2 separate regions of the Homo sapiens genome follow, and region 1 is linked to region 2. A link is an interaction called in ENCODE POLR2A ChIA-PET data of the cell type or tissue named here. Cell type or tissue: HCT116. All regions are shown on one strand. Each heading gives the region's core, and the rest is flanking DNA. Links, peaks and the distances in the headings are about the cores only.

Region 1 (2,918 bases), core at 121-2,620, 110 kb after region 2:
TAATCCCACCAACTAAAGGTATTTTGGGGAGTAGGGGGAGCTTTAAACATTAGAAATAAGACTTGAGATTGGGCTCCTACCCAGAACTCTAAGGGATTCTTCTCTATTTGATCCCACTTTTCTGTATCCTGTGCTCTGCCCTTTGGCTCTTTCTTATGATTACTCTCTTCTAGCTATTTTGAAATGCACAGTAGATTATTGTAAACTATAGACACCCTACTGATCTAACACTAGGTCTTCTTTCAAACTGTATATTTGTAGGCATTAATCTCTTCATCCTCCCTTTCTCTGCCTGCTTTTTTAGCTCCCACATGAGTGGAGAACATGGGATATTTGTCTTCCTGTGCCTGGCTTATTTCACTTACCATATTGACCTTCAGTTCCATCCATGTTGCTGCAAATGACAGGATCTCAGTCTTTTTCATGGCTAAATCATATTCCATTGTATATATGTACCACATTTTCTTCATCTGTTCATCTGCTGATGGGCACGTGGGTTGATTCCCTATCTTGGCTGTTGTGGATAGTGCTGCAGTAGACACAGGAGTGCAGATATCTTTTTGATATACTGATTTCCTTTCTTTTGGATTCATACCCAGTAGTGGAATTGCTCGATCACAGAGGACTTATATGTTTAGTTTTTTTAGGACTGTTTTGAAAAAGAAAAAGTTGTACATGTTGCACAGGTGGCCTCACTGCTTTGTCACAAGGCCCTGCTAAGCACACCAGAGCATTTGTTACCTTAGCAAGATAAAGTCACATTTATGTTCACTATGGACTTACCTGGAATATTATAAAACTTTCCAATTAATCATGTTTCTTAAATACTCCCACTAAAGCTTAAGCAGCTACACACACATGGTGCTACAAGTTTGAAAAGGATAAGTTTCAACTAAGGAAGCCTGTCACCAGTCTCTCAAGGTTTGTCAGTTTTACCAGCCTCTGGAAGTTCCCAGCAGGCCACATAGCTAATGCCCAGAAGGAGTTGCAAAGACTCAAAGGCAGGTTAAGGACAGGCTGGAAAGCTGTGGAGGTTGCTGTAAAGAGGCAAAGGTCATACTGTTGGGGTGGTCAGGCCAGTGGGATGAGGACTGAGGCCCTTGAAGGAGGAACATTGAGCCATTCTCATCCTCCATATCTCAGGGGCTGAAGGTGCAGAGAGAAAATGTCCTGCCCTCATCCAGTTGATATTCCAGGGAGGAGACAGATGGTAAATTATCTTGCTCATGTTTACCCTGTGCCACCCGCTGCAAGCACTCTGTGTGGATGAATGTTTGTCCTCACACAACCTTAGGAAGCACATAATACCTTTTCCCCATTTGGCAAAGGTCCAAGTTCCCCAGCCAGGAGGTGGGCAGGCAGGGCAGTAACCCCAGGAGCTGGGCCTTGGATACTGCACTCTTTTTTTGGGATGGAGTTTTGCTGTTACGGCCCAGGCTGGAGTGCAATGGCGCTATCTCAGCTTACTGCAACCTCCACCTCTTGGGTTCACGTGATTCTCCTGCCTCAGCCTTCCCAGTAGCTGGTATTACAGGCGCATACCATCATTCCCGGCTAATCTTTTTGTATTTTTAGTAGAGATGGGGTTTCACCATGTTGGCCAGGCTGGTCTTGAACTCCTGACCTCAGGTGATCCACCCACCTCAGCCTCCCAAAATGCTGGGATTACAGGCATGAGCCACCATGCCCAGCCGAAACAGCTCTCTTACTGCTGTTGTCTGAGTGTTTATGTCCTCCCCGAAATGTATATGTTGAAATCGTAAATCCCAAAGTGATGGAATTAGGAGGCAGGGCCTTCAGGAGGCGATGGGTCATGAGAGCGGAATCCTCATGAATGGGACTGGTGCCTTTATATTAGAGCCCAAGGAGAGACCCCCCCGCCCCATCCCTTCCACCATGTGAGGACACAGGAGACGGTGTCACCTATGAACCAGGAAGCAACCCTCATTAGACACCAAATCTGCCAGTGCCTTGATCTTAGATGTCCCAGACTCTAGGACTGTGAGAGAGCAATTTCTGTTGTTGACAACCCACCAGTTTATGGTATTTTCTTATAGCAGCTTAAACAGACTAAGATACCCACGAGTCTATTAACAAGATAATAAACAAAGTATAATTTCAGGAATTAACAAGAAACAGGAATAAAAAGAGCTGTGAAGAAACAAAGTGGGGCAAATGAATAGTCCGTGAGAAGGAATGCTATTTGAGTCGAGGTCAGGGTGCCTCTTTCAGGAAGCAACATTCGGACAAAGACCCGAACGGAATGAGGGGACAAACAATGGGCAACGTTTTGGGGGTTGGTGAGGACAGCAGCAATGGGCAGAGCCTGAGGCAGGAACCAGCCAGGCCTTTGGAGGAAGAGCAGGAAGCCAGTGTGGGGGGAACAGGGAGCCAGGCGAGGCCTGGAGGATACACTAGAGATGGCAGGCAGCTCAGTCAGGTGAAGCCACTGAGAGATGAAAGCCGACAACACTGTGGGAAACTGACAGCAGGAGAGCCTAGGGAAAAGCGGGGTGGTTATTCAAAGAGCAGGTTGCTTAGCACCTTTAAGGAATTTTGGGGGTGGGGGCAGCAGGAACCCACCATCACAAAAATCACTGACATGCCATATCATGGATGAATCTCAAAAACATTATAAGTGAAAGAAGCCAGACACAAATGACTGGGTATAGTCTGATTAAGTGAAATATCCTGAAAAGGCAGTTCTATAAAGATAGAATGTAGATTAGTGGGTACCTGGAGTTGGTGGTGAAGATGGTAATTAACTACTTGGGCATAAAGGATCTAACCGGGATGACAAAAATGTTCTAAAACTGGATTTCAGTAACGGTTGCACAACCTGGTAAATGTATTAAAAAGTCATTGAATTGTACACTTGAAATGTATGAATTTTATGGTTTGTAAATCATAATGTTATC
Region 2 (2,918 bases), core at 279-2,778:
AATTTGGAGAAAACCACCTCATATAATTGTTAACATTAAATGATAGTGTTTTTGAGCCATTTAGCAAAGTAGCAGGCACATAGTAAGTGCTTAATAAATGCTCACCATTGCACTCATTATTGAGCCATTTAAATAATATGGAAATTATGGTTTTTGATAATTTGAAAAACTTCATCCTTAGAGTTATCTGGGACAAGTTCTTTTATTGCAATTAATTCTTGGGTTTTTTCCCCCCATTTTGTTTCACAGTCATTGCTCTGTTCAGTTCTGCTTTCTTTTTGGATCAATTTTAGTCCTTTGTATTTCTTAGTAAATTATTCATTTCATTGAGATTTAAAAATTACTAGCATGAAGTTATGTGTAATATGCTTTTTAAATGACTTTATTCTCCCAATCCGTGGTTATATTTGTTTATAATTTCTAAATTTGAGTATCTGTAGCATCATCTTTGCTTGATTAGTTTAGCCAGAGCTTTGGCTAAATGTGCTTTTTTTCTTTTTTTTTTTTTTTTTTTAAAGCAGATCTAGGAAGTCTAAGTTTCATGCTTAAAAGCTTCTAGTTCATTGATTTCTTATTTTCTCTTGTTATTTTAAAATTTTTTATTTTAATGCTTAAAGTTTATTCTTTCTCATAAAACACCTTTATTGTAGAGAACTTGCTCAGTCATCCCCAGCCAGCCCTGGAGCAAGCTTCTGGTCAGCTCTCCTCTTTCCAGCCTGCTCATGGTCATCCAGTCTCATCTCGTTCAGAAAACCAGAGGCTTCCAAGGAAAGCTGTGTTAGGACACTTTATTACTGGTACCTGAATCCCAACTCAGACCAGCTCACATAAAAAGAGGAGCTGAGTGGCTCACGTTATTGGGGTTCAGGGTATAAGTGCCTTTAGGCACAGTCTGATCCAGGAGTGCATGTGGTATTTTTGGGAACCTGTCTTTTTCTCTTAGGTCATCTGCTTTTCTCTGATAATTTTATTTTTCCAGCAGCCACTCCTGTGTGGCAGAGAAAGATGGGTCTTGTCTCTTTGGGTTTCTCACAGTCCTTGTAGCCCCAAGTGTCTTAAGTTGAGATAACTTCTCCCTTCAAATACTCATCTCTGTCCCTAAAAAAGGATTCTGATTGTTTTGCCTGGGTTTACTACTATTACTATTTTGTTGACTATTGCCTGTGGGTTAGAATTGATGGAAAGACTTTGCTTATGAAAATGAACAGGGTTTACTTATATAAACAACGTGGAAGGGAGTTAGCATAGTTAGAATACAGACAGAGGTGTCTGTCACATTATCTATGACAGATGGAGGTACAAGCGAGCGGTACCAAGAATCCTCACTGAGAATGCTCAATTGCAGATGATACGATCTGATGGAGAAAGAGGGTAAACCTCAAACTTTCTGAAGGTATAACTGTCACCGTTCCAGCCAGATGTTCCTCATCAGTCACAGTGTGATCACTGCCCTTCGGTACCTGGCATAACCAAGCATGAGCACTCAGTCTCCCAAGCCTGCTTCCTGTACACTCCTGAATTCAGTAGTGCAGGACTGGAAGAGGCTGGCTCCCTGATGGGTGAGTCATGCCAGCAAGCCCTGAGATGAGCCGCAGCCTCACCTGCTTGAGGTCCTGCCCAGCCGTGGTCTGGGGGAGGGACATTCTGATTGGCCAGCAGCGGTCACACCCTTTCCCCAACTATCAGTGGGACTTCATATGGCACCAGAAAGAAATAGATGTCAACTCCAACAGTGTTTGCCACATCCCATGAAACTTAATGTGTGATAGTCTTGTTTTTCTTATTTCTTCGTATTTTCTAAGTAATCTTGTTACAGTTTGGATTTCCTCATTGATACAGAATTATTCAGGAGAGGGAGGATATGAGTGTGTTTAATGTCCTCACGATCAGATATTTAGTTAGGTTTGGATTTGAGGTGCAAATCACCTCTTCACCAGGTTTTTGGTCAGGAAAGTATACACCAAAGAATGGAGCCTAATGGGGTTAAAATTTCAGTTTTCCCTGGTCATGACGAGTATTGAGAACAAGGCTTGAATATCAGGTCGGAGTGACGGTTTCTGCTTCCTCCCTAATTGATAGTAACTAGTCCCAGTGAGGGAACGAGTTGATTTACCCACACGGGGACAAGCAGAGAGGTGGAAAGAGGCCTGACAGGCTTCTAGAAGGCTCCGCCTAGTCTGCTGATCATGTGCAGCAGGAAGCTTACTATGAGCCCTTTTCACCCAAGAGCAGATGGTCCCAGAGAGAAGAGATGGGCCCACTCTGGGTTTTTTATGTTAAAGTTGAGCCCAAAAGATTTTGGGCTCTCACTGATTGAACTAGAATATTTCTCCACCTTGAGAATGAGTAGGGGGTTGCTTGTGGGCCAGGAAAAGAAAGCACTTCATGTGGTGAGGTTAATGGCATTGTGGTCAAAACTGTGACCTGAACAAGCTTTTCTTTCTGGGGCTTAAGATTCCCCCTTTGTTGTCTGATGGGCTGCTGATTTTTGTAAATATTGAGTAAGTCCTGGAAAATTACGAGCACTCTTTTTTTTTTTTTTTTAATGGTAGAGATTCCTTGGCATAGATATTAGCCTTGGAAAGTACATTATTCCAATCTTTTATTGTTTCCATTTCTGGACGTGTTTCCTGAAAAGCAGCTGCATCTAATTCTCTTTTGTGCATGACCTACCTTGACTGTCCTGCCCTCCTGGCCCTAAGTCCTACAGCCTCAGGGTGAGCGCCTCTTGGCTGCTTTTTGATGGGGCTGTCCCTGTACTTGGAGAGTCATTTCCAAATTCCAAATTCTGCTAAAGTGAGAGGGGATCCAAGTGTGCCGCCCATGCCTTTCACTTAGGCTGGGATTATGGTTTTTGCCACTTTCTCCAGAAGCCCCTGATAGTTGCTTAACCAAGTCCTATATCTGTTATTTGTAAC

The links. ChIA-PET counts read pairs that join two places held together with the same protein. Peaks named below come from ENCODE experiments on the same cell type or tissue, not always from the same donor. Only the 100,000 strongest peaks of a DNase experiment are listed, where the experiment ranks them.
Region 1: POLR2A ChIA-PET joins it to region 2 with 6 read pairs; 4 of 35 experiments call an interaction of 5 or more read pairs at or near these places.

Annotation. Positions count from the first base shown.
Region 1 is chr6:105,273,259-105,276,176 of GRCh38, reverse strand. It overlaps PREP (prolyl endopeptidase), which reads left to right. Exons shown (of 15, transcript NM_002726.5): 15 at 1-2,918. Among named protein-coding and RNA genes, the nearest start is that of PREP-AS1, 4.3 kb to the left of the region's middle. In HCT116, for the core only: no CTCF peak of the experiment used is centred there; no DNase peak of the experiment used is centred there.
Region 2 is chr6:105,382,880-105,385,797 of GRCh38, reverse strand. The region is part of intron 2 of PREP (prolyl endopeptidase); the gene reads left to right. Among named protein-coding and RNA genes, the nearest start is that of PREP, 19 kb to the left of the region's middle. In HCT116, for the core only: no CTCF peak of the experiment used is centred there; a DNase peak (open chromatin) is centred at 1,597.